Regions from separate parts of the Homo sapiens genome. Here region 1 is linked to region 2. A link is a loop called in an ENCODE intact Hi-C map of the cell type or tissue named here. Cell type or tissue: PC-3. All regions are shown on one strand. Each heading gives the region's core, and the rest is flanking DNA. Links, peaks and the distances in the headings are about the cores only. Region 1 has its middle 7.1 kb from the start of OLFM2. Region 2 overlaps COL5A3 (collagen type V alpha 3 chain).

Region 1 (10,015 bases), core at 1,822-4,321, 55 kb after region 2:
CTGTTTAAACATTCTGGCATGCGTCTTTTTTTTTTTTTTTTTTTTTTTAGACAGAGTCTCGCTCTTTCACCCAGGCTGGAGTGCAGTGGCGCTATCTCGGCTGACTGCAAGCTCCGCCTCCCGGGTTCACGCCATTCTCTTGCCTCAGCCTCCTGAGTAGCTGGGACTACAGGCGCCCGCCACCATGCCCAGCTAATTTTTTCTATTTTTAGTAGAGATGGGGTTTCACCGTGTTAGCCAGGATGGTATCGATCTCCTGACCTCGTGATCCACCCACCTTGGCCTCCCAAAGTGCTGGGATTACAGGCAAGAGCCACTGTGCCTGGCCATGTGTCTTTTTTTTTTTTTTTTGGGACAGATTGTCCGTCTGTCACCCAGGCTGGAATGCAGTGGCCTGATCTCGGCTCACTGCAACCTCCGCCTTGCGGGTTCAAGCGATTCTCCTGCCTCAGCCTCCTGAGTAGCTAGGACTACAGGTGCGCACCACCACGCCCTGCTAATTTTTGTATTTTTAGTAGAGACGGGGGTTTCACCATGTTGGCCAGGCTGGTCTCAAACTCCTGACCTTGTGATCCACCCACCTTGGCCTCCCAAAGTGCTGGGGTTACAGGCATGGGCCACTGCACCCGGCCCAGCCATGTGTCTTTTTTTTTTTTAAGAGACAGGGTCTTGCTCTTGCCCAGGCTGGGGTGCAGCGGTGCAATGATAGCTCACTGCAGCCTTCAACTCCTGGGCTCAAGTGATTCTCCCACCTCATCCTCCCAAATAGAAGGCGCAAATCACCATGACCAGGTAGTTTTATTATTATTATTATTATTATTATTATTATTATTATTATTATTTTATAGAGAGGAGGTCTTGCCCTGTTGCCCAGGCTGGTCTGGAACTCTTGGGCTCAACCCATCCTCCCGCCTTGGCCTCCCAAAGTGCTGGGATTGCAGGCATGAGCCACTGCACCCGGCCACAGCGTGTGTCTTTTGTGCACATAGATAAGTGTCTCTAGGGTGTATAGATTGCTAAGAATAGAAATTCTGGGTTATGGGGGAGGCACATGTTCAGCTGTCCTGGGTGTGGACTTCGTGCTGGTCACTCAGACTTCACCCTGTCCCTTTCCTCTCACCATTCTTCTGAGGCTTCCCTGTTAACCCTAAGATAAAGCCCAAGTCCTCTGACCTAGAATCTTGGGCTTCCCCTGTCACTGTCCCTCACCAGGTGACCTAACTCTCTGAACCTTGCAGCCCCAGGGTCTTCTTGCTGCCCACCGAGCCCTGCTAGCTCCTCTGCATCCTTCAGGTTTCATCTCCAGCATCCGCCCCTCATGGCAAACAACCCAGGCTACGTCAGGGCCTCCCATACACGCCCAGAGAACCTTGCCCACATGTGCACACAGCACGCTCTTGACTCTAAGTTATTTGAGGATGGGGCTGGCTTTTTCTTTCCCTTTTTTTTTCTTTTTTTTTTTGAGACAGAGCCTCACTCTGCTCCCCAGGCTGGAGTGCAGTAGCGTGATCTCGGCCCACCAACCTCCGCCTCCTGGATTCAAGTGATTCTCCTGCCTCAGTCTCCCCAGTAGCTGGGACTACAGGCACACACCACCACGCTTGACTAATTTTTGGTATTTTTAGTAAAGACAGGGTTTCATCATATTGGTCAGGCTGGTCTCAAATTCCTGGCCTCAAGTGATCCATCTGCCTTGGCCTCCCAAAGTGCTGGGATTACTTGCAAGAGCCACCGCGCCTGGCCAGAGCTGGCTGTTTCAGAGCCACAAATCCAGTGCAGCCTGGTCCAGGTGTCAGTTCTTGATCTCTGCTTGTAGCTTAAATGGAGGGGTCCTGGCCTCTACTACAAGGTGGGGAGAGGAGGCTGCACAGAGACAAGGGCTTGAATCCTAGCTCCTCTACCTCCTTGCTGTGTGACCTCAGGCAAGTTGCTTCACCTTTCTGAATGTCACTTTCCTCCCCTACGAAACCCTCCAAGGAGGATTGCCTGAGGCCAGGATGTCGAGGCTGCAGTGAGCCATGATTGCACCACTGTACTCCAGCCTGGGCGACAGAGCAAGACCCTGTCTCAAAAAAAAAAAAAAAAGAAAAAAGTCCAGGCCGGGTGGCTCATGCCTGTAATCCCAACCCTTTGGGAGACCAAGGCGAGTTGATCACTTGAGCCCAGGAGTTCAAGACCAGAACAGCCTGGGCAACATGGTGAAACCCCATCTCTATAAAAAATACAATTAGCTGGGCATGGTGGCGGTGTGCACCTGTAGTACCAGCTACCTGGGAGGCTGAGGTAGGAGGATCACCTGAGCCTGGGGAGGTCGAGGCTACAATGAGCTGTGATTGTGCTACCACACTCCAGCCTGGGTGACAGAGTGAGGCCCTGTCTCAAAAAAAGAAAGAAAGGGGCCCAGCTTGGTGGCTCATGCCTGTAATTCCAGCACTTTGGGAGGCCGAGGCAGGCGTATCACCTGAGGTCAGGAGTTGAAGACCAGCCTGACCAACATGGTGAAACCCTGTCTCTACTAAAAATACAAAAATTAGCCAGGCATGTGGCAGGAGCCTGTAATCCCAGCTACTCGGGTAGCTGAGGCAGGAGAATCGCTTGAACCTGGGAGGTGGAGGTTCCAGTGAGCTGAGATCGCGCCATTGCACTGCAGCCTGGGCAACAAGAGCGAAACTCTGTCTCAGAAAAAAAAAAAAAAGAAAGAAAGAAAGAAGAAAAAATAAAAAGAAATCTTCTCCAGGACTATCGCAGGGGTTGAAATGAGCCCCCTGCTGGGCCTGGCTTGGGGCAGACCACTCTGCCTTAGAACGGCTGTGGTTCTGAGCCAAGTTCCGGCCGCATGGCCTTAGATCAGGGCCCTGCTCCTTCCTGCTTTGGTAAGGCTGGGAAGCGTTCCTGGGTCTCCTTGTCCCGCCAGCTCATGCCTCAATTCCCAGGCCCCTAATAGGAACCACATGCGCTGGATGCCTGCCCTCCTCCCCCTTCCCTCCTCCTCCCCCAGAGAGGCCTCCTGAGTCATCCTCTCCACCTCACTCCCTCCTTGCAGCCTCATTCCCACGCTGCCCTGGCCTGGCGTCCTCGTGTCAGAGGGCTGTGTCGTGGGTCCCCGCGGGTCTGTTTGTGTGTGAACTCTGCCTCTACTGTGCCTTTGTGGGCGTGACTCCGTGTCTGAGTTATGGATCAGACACTGTGAGCGTGCTCTGTACAAATTCCATGCTTCTGTTTGCGTGTCTGTGCAAGAGTGTGTTGGCATGTGAACTGTCTGCCTGTTTTATGTGATTGTATTGTGAGTGTTTGAGTAAACGGATGTATAAATATGTCTATGCTGGAGACCTGTGTGTGAGCTGTGTGTCTGAATTGTGGGTTTTGTGGAGTTGTGTGTGTGTCTATTTTCTTTCTCTCTCTCTCTTTCCTTCCTTCCTTCCTTCCTTCCTTCCCTCCCTCCCTCCCTTCCTTCCTTCCTTCTTTCCTTCCTCCCTTCCTTCCTCTTTTTCTGCTGCTTTCTTTCCTTCCTTCCTTCCTTCTTGCTTTCTTCTTTCTTTCTTTCTTTCTTTCTTTCTTTCTTTCTTTCTTTCTTTCTTTCTTTCTCTCTCTCTCTCTCTCTCTTTCTTTCTTTCCCTCTCTCTTTCTCTCTTTCGTCTTATTCTGTCACCCAGGCTGGAGTGCAGTGATCTCAGCTTACTGCAACCTCCATCTCTCGGTTTCAAGCAATTCTCCTGCCTCAGCCTCCCGAGTAGCTGGGATTACAGGCATGCGCCACCATGCCAGGCTAATTTTTGTATTTTTAGTAGAGACGGGGTTTCATCATGTTGGCCCGGCTAGTCTCAAACTTCTGACCTCAAGTAATCCACCCACCGTGGCCTCCCAAAGTGCTGGGATTGCAGTTGTGAACCACAGTGCCTGGCCCCTTTCTTTCTTTCTTTTTTGAGACAAGGTCTCACTCTGTTGCCCAGGCTGGAGTCCAGTGGTGCAATCAGCTCACTGAAGCCTCAATCTCTCAGGCTCAAGCAATTCTCCTGCTTCAGCTTCCAGAGTAGGTGAGACTACAGGCACAAGGCACCATGCTCAGATAATTTTTTATTTTTAGTAGAGATGGGCTCTCATTAATTAAAAGAATTACCTGGGTGAGGTTGGGCATAGTGGCTCATGCCTGTAATCCCAGCACTTTGGGAGGCCAAGGTGGGTGGATCACGAGGTCAGGAGATCGAGACCATCCTGGCTAACATGGTGAAACCCTGTCTCTACTAAAAATACAAAAAAATTAGCTGGGCGTGGTGGCAGGTGCCGGTAGTCCCAGCTACTCGGGAGGCTGAGGCAGGAGAATGGTGTGAACCCAGGAGGCAGAGCTTGCAGTGAACCGAGATCGCGCCACTGCACTCCAGCCTGGGCGACTGAGCAAGACTCCATCTCCCCCCCAAAAAAAAAAAGAATTACCTGGGCGAGACCCCAACTACTTCCTTTTTTTTTTTCTTTTTTTGAAAAAAAGAAAAGAGACAAGGTCTTACTCTGTCACCCAGGCTGGAGTACAGTGGCACCATCACAGGTCACTGCAGCCTAGAACTCCTGGGCTCAAGTGATCCTCCCACCTTGGTCTCCTAAAGTGCTGGGAATACAGGTGCCAGCCACTGCACCCGGTCAATAGGTTGGCTTTGAGTCAGATGGAACTGAGTCTGAATCCTGTGTCTGCCCTTTATAGCTGGGTGACCTCGGGCAAATTACTTAACCTCTCTGAGCCTCAAAGTTTTCATTTATTTATTTATTAGAGACAGGGTCTCGCTCTGTCACCCAGGCTGGAGGGCAGTGGTGCAATTGCAGCTCACTGCAGCCTCGACCTCCTGGGCTCAAACGATCTTCCCTCCTCAGCCTTCCAAGTAGCTAGTACTACAGGCGCAAGCCACCATGCCTAGCTACTTTTTGTATTTGTTGTAGAGATGGGGTTTTGCCATGTTGCCAGGCTGGTCTCAAACTCCTGGGCTCAAGTGATCTGCAGTCCTCTGCCTCCCAAAGTGCTGGGATTATAGGTATGAGCTGCTGCACCTGGCCTGCATTTTTAAATGGGGGATAACAGTGCCTACCCTACAGGGTTGTTGTAAGAACTCAAGGAATTAATGTATGGAGAGGATGTATCCCAGTGGTGGGTGCTTCACTGGAGCTCAGTGAGTCAGGAAGGTTCCTGTTAAAGAGATGTTTCCAGCATGGTCCAGGAGGGAGTACTGAGTAGGTAGGTCATGAATAGCTTGGAGTATTGGGGCTTCGTGAATTATGAGGTTCTCTTCAGACAGATAAAGGGAATGAATCTTCCAAGCACATATCAATCACGGTTTAGTTGCAGGAAATGAGAACCAAAACCAGGGAACTTGGTGCTTACAGAACCAAGGCTGGAGAATAGGGATCTAGGGAAAGCCGATAGAATGACTTGCTACAAAACACCACCTCCCGGCTGGGAGCAATGGCTCACCCCTGTAATCCTATCCCTTTGGGAGGCCAAGGAAGGCACATCACTTGAGGTCAGGAGTTCAAGACCAGCCTGGCCAACATAGTGAAACCCTGTCTCTACTAAAAATACAAAAAACTAGCTGGGCGTGATGGCATGTGCCTGTAATCCCAGTTACTCTGGAGGCTGAAGCAGGAGAATTGCTTGAATCCAGGAGGTGGAGGTTGCAGTGAGCTGAGATTGTACCACTGCACTCCAGCCTGGGCAACAGAGCGAGGCTCCATCTCAAAACAAAAACAAAAACAAAACAAAAACCATCACCTCCCAACTCACCCAAGCAGGAGCTTCTGCCTCTATTATTAGCAGGGAGGTGGAGAATTATCCCCTAGAGTGGGGATTTTTGACTTTAAGACTACATCACCATAATTAATGAACAAAATATGGGATATCCACACAATGGAATATTATTGAACCATAAAAAGGAACAGCATGGCTGGGCGTGGTGACTCACGCCTGTAATCCTAGCACTTTGGGAGGCCAATGCGGGTGGATCCCTTGAGCCCAGGAGTTTGAGACAAGCCTAGGCAAATGGAGAGACTCCATCTCTACAGAAAATACAGAAAATTAGCAAGGTGTGGTGGCATGCAACTGCAGTCCCATTTACTGGGATGGACTGAGGTGGAAGGATTGCTTGAGTCTGGGAGGTGGAGGTTGCAGTGAGCCAAGATCCCATCACTTCACTCCAGCCTGGGTGACACAGCGAGACTCTATCTCAAAAACAACAACAACAACAACAGCAACAGGAACAACAAAACAATGAAAACACCAGGAAAGTTGCAATTCAGAGATACGGAGGCAGTCATCATTGTTACTGCAATGGACTCTCAACAAAAACGGGTTGTTCTCACAATTGGAAACAGGAACATTCCTGCAGGAAAATCCAGTGTCTCCCAATTGTGCTTAGCAGCTGCCTCTACCAGCATAACAGGAAGATTAATTCCACCTTCTTCCACCACCCACTTCTCATGCTTCTAATGGATGAAACCTAATTGGCCTACAGAAGTTTAGCTGCAAGGGAGTCTGGAAGTATTTTCGCTTTGCAGGCTCTATAATAAGGAATGCATACTAGGGGGTTGAAATGATGCCAAGAACCACCCCCTGCCCAAAACCATATATTTTGGTTTTGCTTGTACAGTGTCCTTTCTCTCTTTTAGTGGTCAACATTCTATATCCTTCTCTACCTCCCACTTCCTATCCAATGTAGGTTGAATAAGGCTAACTGCACTCTCTGGCTCCGTGGGGGTGATCTATGAGCCAGACCTAGCCAAGCCAAATAATGAATTCCTCTGAATACATAATTGGTTCAGGATGGGCACACAACTTGGGATGCATAATGAGACATTATTTTGCAAGCTCTCTTTTTGCTGATGCTGCTGAGCTTGGAAGAGAGAAGCTTCTGGAAACCATCTTTGTCATCTCTTGGCTAAAAGTGAATCCTTCCCAAAAGACAGCATGGAATGAGAAATGAGAGATGAGAAATGAGAGATGAGGAATGGAGAGAGACAGAATCCTGATGATATAACAGAAACCCTGGATCCAGCCATGACTGAATTCCACTACCCTCATTTTTGTTTAAGTTATATGAGCCAATAGATTTTTTTTCTTAATCCAGTTCAAGTTGAGTTTCTGCTAAATTCTACCAAAGGACCTCTAAATAATATATTCAGGGATTAGCAAGAGCAAAGGTATGTGTTGGCAGGCATTCACTTCATGATCATTTTCTCTATGAAGTGGGTGGTGCAGGGTGTGAGGAAACAGATGTGGGCTGTGAGAGGGTGACAGGAACCCATGGCTGTCCAAGTTCCTGTCTAATTGGCTGTCCAAGTGCCAATTAGAAAAACCCAATGGCCAGATGGCAAGATCCAACGCCCTGCCTCCCTGCTTCCTGTCATGGAGAATGACCTGTGCCCAGTGCCAGACCCTGAGTCCCCAGTTCATCCATTTTGCCACAATAGATCCTTGAGAAGCGGATCCTGATGTCTCTTCAATGATGGCCCACAATTCTGACCACTGCACCATAGACAGTGCACTCTTCTTAACATTAACCACAGTGCTGACCTTGAAGCTGATATCAGTGCAACTAGGATGCTGAGTGTGACTTTGACCTTAGTATGACTCAATCATAATTTTGACCATAGCTTGGCCAGGTCATTATCCACAGCAAGCTCAGGACAAGGACCATAGCACTAGGACAGAGCACAGCATAACCAGGAAACTGACTGTAGTACTAATCACCACACTGACCACAACACAACCAAGAATGACCAGGAGTGACCACAATTCTGACCACAATGCTGACCCTGGCAGAACCAGGATGTTGACGGCAGCACAGATCCCGGTTCAACAGGACACAAACCACAATGCCATCAGGACACCCAGAGGGCCACTAACCATACCAGTCAACGACCAACGGCATCGAATGCATTGACTAAGGTCCAGTCAGAAAAACAGCCCATCCCAGCAAATTCAATAGAAAGAATTTAATATGGGGACTTTAATTAGCCACACACTGAGGTATTAGGTAGGTAGGTTTGTTTGTTTGTTTGCTTTTGTGGGGTTTTTTGAGACAGGGTCTCACTCTGTTGCCCAGGCTGGAGTGCAGTGGAGTAATCATAGCTCACTGCAGTCTCGACCTTCTCAGGCTCAGATGATCGTCCCACCTCAGCCTCCTGAGTAGCTGAGACTACAGGTGTGCACCACCATGCCTGGCTCATTTTTGTATTTTTGGTAGAGATGCAGCATCTCTACAGAGATGTTGGCCAGGCTGGTCTTGAACTCCTTGGCTCAAACAATCCACCTGCCTCAGCCTCCCAAAGTGTTGGGATTAGAAGTGTTAGCCATGGCACTCAGCCGATAGGTAGGTTTTGTTTTTGTTTTTTTCTTTTTTGAGACAGAGTTTCACTATTGTTGCCCAGGCTGGAGTGCAATGGCATGATCTCAGCTCACTGCAATCTCTACCTCCTGGGTTCAAGCGATTCTTCTGCCTCAGCCTCCTCAGTAGCTGGCATTACAGACACCTGCTACCATGCCTGGCTAATTTTTTGTATTTTTAGTAGAGACAGCATTTTGCCTTGTTGGGCAGGCTGGTCTCAAACACCTGACCTCAGGTGATCCACCCACTTCAGCCTCCCAAAGTGCTGGGATTACAGGTATGAGCCACCGCACCTGGCCCTATTAGGTTGGTTTTAAGCGCAAACTGGAGCAGGTGAATCAACTCTAGTTGCTAGCTATCATCTTTGCAAGGACTGAAACAACAAAGGGAGGTGGTAGTTACCTGAATCCAGGAGCTGCAGTTACCTGGCCAGTCACCTGCCCCCACCCCCCACCATGGTGGGGAATACCTAATGGGACTGAGACCACAGAGGAGGCACAGCAGCCATGGCTAGAGACACTCAAAGTGGAGGGGGGGAAATTCTCTGGCTTCTCCTTTCTTGGCACCCTCCAATCTGCCTGTAGACCTCCCATTGGCTGAGCCTAACCAGATGCAAAGAAGCCTGGGAAATGTAGTGTGTAGAGAACCTGAGAAAGATAATTTGCAGGAGCCATTGCCCTGATACAGAGGGGAGCAGGGGGAAAGTGGGGAATAGATCTAAGTGCATATCGACCAAATTCCAACCATATAACACAGGCTGTAGCTTAGTTGTAACTGTGATCGTCTTAGTGACCAGAGCCCAAGGAGGACACTGTTCATGGTCCTGAAATGCAGCATTCATGAGTCAAGAGTGCTGACTCTTGACCGTGAGACCCACTCTTGGTCAAGAGCTTGTGGGTCCTACCAACCAATGTCCTCCTTTTATGCAATGCCAACTGCAGGCTTGGCCTGAAGGGCCCACAAAGGACTGTCTCCCATTTGGGAAAAGGAGATAGAAGAATAGGATGGGTGCGGTGGCTCATGCCTGTAATCCCAGCACTTTGGGAGGCTGAGGCAGGTGGATCACCTGAGGTCAAGAGTTCATGACCAGCCTGGCCAATATGGTGAAACCCCATCTCTACTAAAAATATGAAAAATTAGACAGGCCTGGTGGCAGGCACCTGCAATCCCAGCTACTTGGAAGGCCGAGGCGGGAGAATTCCTTGAACCCGGAAGGCAGAGGTTGTAAGCCGAGATCAAGCCACTGCACTCCAGCCTGGGTGTGACAGTGTGAGACTCCATCTCAAAAAAAAAAAAAAAAAAAAGAGATAGAAGAATAAACAGGATGTCTTCGCAGGCTCAGACTCTATTTTGTGTCCACATCCCATGATGAGTGTCCTCAACCCAGTGCATGGTTGGTTATTGCAAGGCGTGCTGGGGAGTGAGTGCTAGCTAGGTGCTCTCTTTGCTTAGAGTCACAGATGTCTCCCAATAACTGCAAAAAACAGGTCTTCTAAGAGGGGGAAAGCTTTTTCCCTAAGGTCACATGGCCAAGAAGTGGCAGCACCAGGGTTGAACCCAGATCTGTGGGTCACCAAGCTCTTTCTCATTGACCTGACAAAACCATCATCGACATGTTTTATCCCCAGTAGGGTTGAGACAGGAATGATCCA
Region 2 (7,067 bases), core at 375-2,874:
TCTCTGACTGTGGCCTGCTGGCCGCTGAACTCTGCCTTGGGAGAGGACATGTGGGCTAGGCTTCCGGGAGCCTGGCCCTGAATGTTGGACCTTGACCTTGACCACTGGGCTTCAGGGCCAGCCTGACTCAGCACCTCCTCCATCCACGGTGGCTCCCTCTGCTGGCAGCCCTGGTCCAGCTGGCACACTTTTGTCTCCATTGGCCTCTGGTGCTCTTTGGGGAGCCTCCTCTGTCCCTGTCCCCGGACTGGGAGCTCCTGGGGACAGTGGGAGGGTGCCTCCCTTTTGTCTTGATTGCCCTCACCCGAGACCCAAGGCTCCCTCCATCCCTGCTCCAGACCTCCACTGACATCCCCAAGACAGAGACTCCAGCTCCAAATCTGCCTCCGACCCCCACGCCTTTGGTCGTCACCTCCACTGTGACTACTGGACTCAATGCCACGATCCTAGAGGTTGGATGGGGATGGAAGAGGGGAGACCCCAAGGGTTACGGGGGTGGCAGAAAATAAGGAGGTCAGGGAAAACTTTGGTCTTTCCTAACGTTCTCAGAGGAGCTTGGACCCTGACAGTGGAACCGAGCTGGGGACCCTGGAGACCAAGGCAGCCAGGGAGGATGAAGAAGGAGATGATTCCACCATGGGCCCTGACTTCCGGGCAGCAGAATATCCATCTCGGACTCAGTTCCAGATCTTTCCTGTGAGTTTCTAGGTGGCTGGGGTTAGGTGCAAGAGAGTGGGATTCCTATTAAAATTTTTTTAAAATTTATTTATTTAGGCAGGGCGCAGTGGCTCCCGCCTGTAATCCGAACACTTTGGGAGACCTAGGTGGGCAGATCATTTGAGGTCAGGAGATTGAGACTAGCCTGACCAACGTGGTGAAATCCCATGTCTACTAAAAATACAAAAAATTAGCTGGGAGCGGTGGCGCGCGCCTGTGATCCCAGCCACTGGGAAGGCTGAGGCAGGAGAATTGCTTGAACCCGGGAGGCAGAGGCTGCAATGAGCCAAGATCGTGCCACTGCACTCCAGCCTGGGCAACAAAGTGAGACTCCATCTTGAAAAAAAAAACCGAACAATTTAAAAAAATTATTTAATTTAATTTTTTCTTTTTTTAAAAAAACTTTTATCTTAAGTTCAGGGGTACAAGTGCAGGCTTGTTACATAGGTAAGCTTGTGTCATGGGGTTTTGTTGTACAGATTATTTATTTCATTACTCAGGTATTAAGCCTAGTACCCATTAGTTATTTTTCCTGATCCTCTCCCTCCTCCCACCCTCCACCCTCCGATAGGTCCCAGTGTCTGTTGTTCCCCTCTATGTGTCCATGTGTTCTCATTTAGCTCCCACTTATAAGTGAGAACATGTGGTATATGGTCTTCTGTTCCTGTGTTATTTTATTTACTTACTTTTCTCACATCTTGAGGTCTTAGAAGGGATTTCTACCTGGAGCCACGAAAGGCCAGTCTCTCTTTTGACTTCTGCACCTGCTTGTGTCAGGCACTGTGCTAATAGTTGACTCTGTGACTAGAGAGAGGCGCTTGGCTTTTACTCCAAGCACCAGGAGATGCCACTTGAGCACTTGTGAAGGAACATGATCTGACTTGGAGCTTTAAAAGCTCCCCCTGGGCCGGGGGCAGTGGCTCACGGCTGTAATCCCAATGCTTTGGGCGGCTGAGGCGGGAGGATCGCTTGAGGCCAGGAGTTTGAGGCCAGCCTGGGCAACAGTGAGACCCATCTCTTAAAAAAAAAAAAAAAAAAAAAAAAAAAAAAGAGCTCTCTGGCTGCTGAATGGCACATGGACAGTAGGGGGAGCCAGAGGGGCAGCAGGGAAGCCCGCAATCTGCAGTCGGGACGTGACCTGGAGGAAGATGGGAGGGACGCAGAGAAGTGGACCACTTTGGGACATGCTCCATTTTGGTCTTGGAGAAAGATGGATACGCATTCGATGTAACCGAACCCAAGCTCGGTGGCTTGATGTTTGAAAGGAAAACAAGAGAGACGAGAATTGGTGGAAGGAAAAGCAGGTTTATTCCAAGAGACAGCAAACCAAGAAGATGGTGGACTGTTGTTCCGAAGCACCATCTTAAGTCAGTACAAATTTTAGGCTTTTTTTTTATGTTAAGGGCAGGGAGAAGAGAAGAGGGTAGAGATCAAGAGGTAACTGAGGCCAGGTATGGTGGCTCACACCTATAATCTCAGCAATTTGGTAGGTTGAGGCGGGAAGATCACCTGAGCCCAAGAGTTTGGGACAAGCCTGGGTAACATAGCGAGACCCTATCTTTACAAAATATACAAAAAATTAATCGAACGTGGTGGTTCGTGCCTCTGGTCCCAGCTGAAGCAGGAGGATCGCTTGAGCCCAGGAGGTGGAGGCTTCAGGAAGCCATGATCACACCACTGCACTGCAGCCCGGGTGGCAGAGCAAGACCTTTCTCTAGAGAAAAGAAAAGAGGCTTGGGCCAGGCGCGGTGGCTCACGCCTGTAATCCCAGCACTTTGGGAGGCCGAGGAGGGCTGATCACGAGGTCAGGAGATTGAGACCATCCTGGCTAACATGGTGAAACGCTGTCTGTACTAAAAAATACAAAAAAATTAGCTGGGCGTGGTGGCGGGCGCCTGTAGTCCCAGCTTCTCGGGAGGCTGAGGCAGAATGGCGTGAACCCGGGAGGCGGAGCTTGCAGCAAGCCGAGACCACGCCACTGCACTTCAGCCTGGGCGCGAGAGGGAGACTCTGTCTCAAAAAAAAAAAAAAAAGAAAAAAGAAAAAAAGAAAAGAAAAAAGGCCAGGTGCAGTGGCTCCCAGTTTGAGTTCAGCCTGGGCAACATAGCAAGACCCTGTCTCTACAAAAAAATAAAATAAAAAATAGCTGGGCATGGTGCTGTGTGCACCTGTGGTCCCAGCTACTCAGGAGGCTGAGGAGGGAGGATCACCTGAGTCTGAGGAGATCGAGGTTGCAGTGAGCCATGATTGTACCCCTGCATTCTAGCCTGGGCAATAGAGTGACCCTGTGTCAAAAAAAAAATGCCAAGCAAAGCAAGCAAGCAAGAGAAGGAAGGAAGGAAGGAAGGAAGGAAGGAAGGAAGGAAAAAAGAGAGAGAAAAAAGGAAAAGCCTGCCTGGGCAATAGAGTGACTCTGAAAAAAAAGAAAAAAGAAAGAAGAAAGAAAAAGAGAAAGAAAGAGAAAGAAAAAGAAAGAGAAAGAAAGAAAGAAAGAAAAGAAAGAAAGGAAGGAAGGAAGGAGCCAAGCATGGTGGCTCACGCCTGTAATCCCAGCACTTTGGGAGGATGAGGCGGGTGGATCACCTAAGTCAGGAGTTCGAGACCAGCCTAACCAACATGGTGAAACCTGGTCTCTACTAAAAATACAAAAATTAGCCAGGCGTGTTGGCGGGCACCTGTAGTCCCAGCTACTGGGGAGGCTGAGGCAGGAGAATCGCTAGAACCCAGGAGGTAGAAGGTGCAGTGAGCTGAGATCACACCACTGCACTCCAGCCTGGGGGACAGAGCAAGACTCCATTTAAAAAAAAAAAAAGAAGAAAGAAAAAGAAGAAGGAAAGAAAGAAAGGGAGAAAGGAAAAGCCTAGGTGTTCCACAGGGGAGGCGCATAGACACATAGTTGTAACTAACTTGCCCTTGCTACCTTGTTACCTGGAGTGCTTGTTGTGTGCCAAGCATTGTTTTAATTCATTCATCTTTGCATGATATATACACAGGCGTCATTCATCCACTGACTTTACAGGTTGACCGGTTACCTGTAAGTGGCCATAGGGGTTGACTAAGTTTCCCAACTTAGTTAGATCACTCAGTTAGTAAGAGGCAGATGCAGGATCAGTATTGGGCAGCAGTCTCTGGATTTCACGCTCTTCATTCACCTTGGCATGGCATTGCCCGGTGGATGCGGGGGGCTGAGCTTCTCAGTGCATATTGGTTACAGTAGAGGAGAAGGGGCTCTGAGGGTGGACTCCGTGTGTGTGTGTGTGTGTGTGTGTGCAAGTGTGTGTGATCAGATAACTGAAGGGCTTATGTCCAAGTTCACATCTCTTTTCTCTCCATCTCCCCTGACCCCACCCCAGGGTGCTGGAGAGAAAGGAGCAAAAGGAGAGCCCGCAGTGATTGAAAAGGTGAGGGGTCTGGATTGTGAGGGGGTTGAGAGGCTTCATGATGACAGCGGTCACCGACACTCACTTCTCCCTTCAGGGGCAGCAGTTTGAGGGACCTCCAGGAGCCCCAGGACCCCAAGTAAGTCATGGCTGTGTTTCCTTCTTCCAGTCTTTCCCTTCCAGCTGAGGGGTGTTTAATCCCCTGGAGTGAGGAGTTGGGGTGTAATGTTGCCTGGCCAAGTGGAGGGTAGTGGACATTTGAGGCTTAAAGGGTGAGTCAAAATAGGGAGGATGAACAATATAGAGACTGGGCAACATAGCAAGACCCCATCTCTTTAAAAATAGCCATATATTTTTTTAAAAAATAGTGGCACCCAACTGTAGTCCCAACTACTTGGGAGGCCAAGGTGGGAGGATTGCTTGAGCCTAGGAGTTGGAGGCTGCAGTGAGCTATGATCACGCCACTGCACTCCAGCATGGGTGACAGAGTGAGACCGTCTCTAAAAAAAGAAGAGGGGTCCGAGAGTAGCGTTGGGGGTGAGTGGGGGTCAGTATTGCATTAGGGGAGTTGGAGTGGCTCTGTAGTGGGGTAGGGAGGTCAGCCTGAGGTTAGAGTCAGTGGTAGGTTGAAAGTCAGCCTAGCTCAAACTTTGCACTTCCTGTGACTCCTGTTTCTCTGTCCCCAACAGGGGGTGGTTGGCCCCTCAGGCCCTCCCGGCCCCCCAGGATTCCCTGGCGACCCTGGTCCACCGGTAAGAGACTCCCACTGGGGTGTACACTTCTCAGAGGAGTGAGGTTTGGGGCTGGGAGCGTGACAGTCTGAACATAGATATGAGGGTGTGGCACTCGGGAACACCATCCCGGGGCTGGCACTGACCTCTTCTGTTCTCTGTCTCCCATCTGTGAACTATTTCTCTGGTTCACCTTGTGTTGCTGGGGCCTACTCTTTGCTTTTCTTCTTTTGCCTGTCTCTGTTTCTGAGTGTCTTTTATCTCTGTCTTTCTCCTGTTGTGACTCTGTCTCTGTCTCTCTTCTGTCTCTCTCTGTTGGTCTCTGTCCCTCTCCCTCCGTCCATCTCTCTATGTTCGCCTCTCTCTCTATTTCTCCATCTCTGTCTGTCTTTCACTGGCTTTTCTGTCTCTGTCTATCTCTCTCTGTCTCTCTGTTTCTGTCTCTGTATGTCTCTCCATCTGCCCCCATCCTTCTCCATCCCTCTCTCCCCTTCTCTTTGTCTCTGTTCCATCTCTGTCTTTTCCTTTCCACTTCTCTCTACTTCTCTCTCTTTCCTTGCCATGATCCCTCTTTGATTCTGTGTCTCTCTCCATCTCTCCCTCTCTCTCTCTTTCTGACTCATCCTTCTGTGCCTCCCCTGTCCTCGCTCTCTCTCTCCCTCTCTCCCTGTCTCCACCTCTCTTCCCCCATCCCTCTCTCAGGGCCCTGCTGGCCTCCCAGGAATCCCCGGCATTGATGGGATCCGAGGCCCACCGGGCACTGTGATCATGATGCCGGTAAGAAGGAGATGGAGTGGCCCAGCCTTGGGGAGTGGAGTCCTGATCCAGGAGGGGGCCTCTCCTGGGGGCTTCCCTCACCACTAAATTCCTCCCAGTTCCAGTTTGCAGGCGGCTCCTTTAAAGGCCCCCCAGTCTCATTCCAGCAGGCCCAGGCTCAGGCAGTTCTGCAGCAGACTCAGGTGAGTGGGAGGTGTGGACATAGTGGGAGGAACCCCAGAGAGTGATAGAGCCTCGGCGTAAGGAGGGGCTGGGCAGGAGAAGGGGGTTATTTTTCTCCTGAAGATGCCTCTGTGGGGAATGTTGGGGGTCTTGTGGGAGGCCCCAAGCTCTGACTCCTCTGTCTTTCCAGCTCTCTATGAAAGGCCCCCCTGGTCCAGTGGGGCTCACTGGGCGCCCAGGCCCTGTGGTGAGTAAGGCGACTGCGTGGAGGGGGCGGTGCATGCATTAGTGAAGAATCATCTACCCACACTCCTCCATCTCTCCTCCCCCAAGGGTCTCCCCGGGCATCCAGGTCTGAAAGGAGAGGAGGGAGCAGAAGGGCCACAGGTGAGACTTGTGGAGATAGGGCAGGATAGGATGGGAATAGCCTTCCCCCAGGACCACAAGATACAGTGCTGGATGGGGAAAGTGCCAAAGGGGCTGGGGATACCCTTGCAATTGATGACTTTCCTAGAGAATGGTGGCTCACATCTGGAATCCCAGAACTTTGGGAGGCCGAGGTGGGAGGATTGCTTGAGGCCAGGAGTTCAAGACCAGTCTGGGCAACATAGGGAGGCCCTGTCTATACAATAAATAAATATGTCCTTCCAAGCTGGGTACAGTGGCACACACTTGTCTCAGCTACTTGGGAGGCTGAGGAGGGAGTATTGCTTGAGCCCAGGTGTCTGGCCTGGGCAATACAGCAAGACCCCATCTCTAATTTTTTTTAATACAATAGAATAAGTCCCTCTTTCTTCTTATTTTCCTTTCCTTCCTCCTTTTTGCTTTCTTCTAGGGTCCCCGAGGCCTGCAGGGACCTCATGGACCCCCTGGCCGAGTGGGCAAGATGGTGAGTGACAGCTAGGTCCCCAGACCACCCCTTATCCATCCCTCAACACCCAACATGAGCCTTGGCTTTGTGACCTTGGGGTCTGCTGGTGTCGTTAGTGGGAAAAGAGTGCTGAAGGCAGGGAATGGCAGCTCCACTGAGTGTGTGTCAAAGGAATCCGGCCAGGCCGTAGAGTCAGGAAGGACTTGCCTGCAGGAGTGATGCTTGCCCTGAGATCTGAAATAGAACCAGATGAACAGATGGGGAAGTGGAAGAAACAGCACGGCAAAAAAGAGGCCTGTCACATGGAAGGAAATGACAAACAAGTCAACTTCAGATAGAGTCATGCACCACATAATGATGCTTATAAGATGATTGGCTGCGCGCAGTGGCTCATGCCTATAATACCAGCACTTAGGGAGGCCGAGGCAG

Evidence for each region. Hi-C counts contacts between places; a loop is a spot of excess contacts. Peaks named below come from ENCODE experiments on the same cell type or tissue, not always from the same donor. Only the 100,000 strongest peaks of a DNase experiment are listed, where the experiment ranks them.
Region 1: it touches region 2 in a loop (4-fold over the local background); 48 of 110 quality-filtered maps call a loop at or near these places.

The regions. Positions count from the first base shown.
Region 1 is chr19:9,938,639-9,948,653 of GRCh38, reverse strand. No RefSeq gene overlaps it. Among named protein-coding and RNA genes, the nearest start is that of OLFM2, 7.1 kb to the right of the region's middle. In PC-3, for the core only: a CTCF peak has its summit at 2,777 (motif pointing left); a DNase peak (open chromatin) is centred at 2,983; H3K4me3 peaks cover 348 bases; H3K27ac peaks cover 1,962 bases.
Region 2 is chr19:9,995,153-10,002,219 of GRCh38, reverse strand. COL5A3 (collagen type V alpha 3 chain) reads left to right here. Exons shown (of 67, transcript NM_015719.4): 7 at 339-452; 8 at 550-696; 9 at 4,071-4,118; 10 at 4,195-4,236; 11 at 4,787-4,849; 12 at 5,531-5,605; 13 at 5,704-5,787; 14 at 5,958-6,014; 15 at 6,101-6,154; 16 at 6,603-6,656. Among named protein-coding and RNA genes, the nearest start is that of COL5A3, 12 kb to the left of the region's middle. RefSeq lists enhancers at 1-221, 222-723 and silencers at 1,713-2,007, 3,354-3,582. In PC-3, for the core only: CTCF peaks have their summits at 1,600 and 1,804 (motif pointing right); a DNase peak (open chromatin) is centred at 1,829.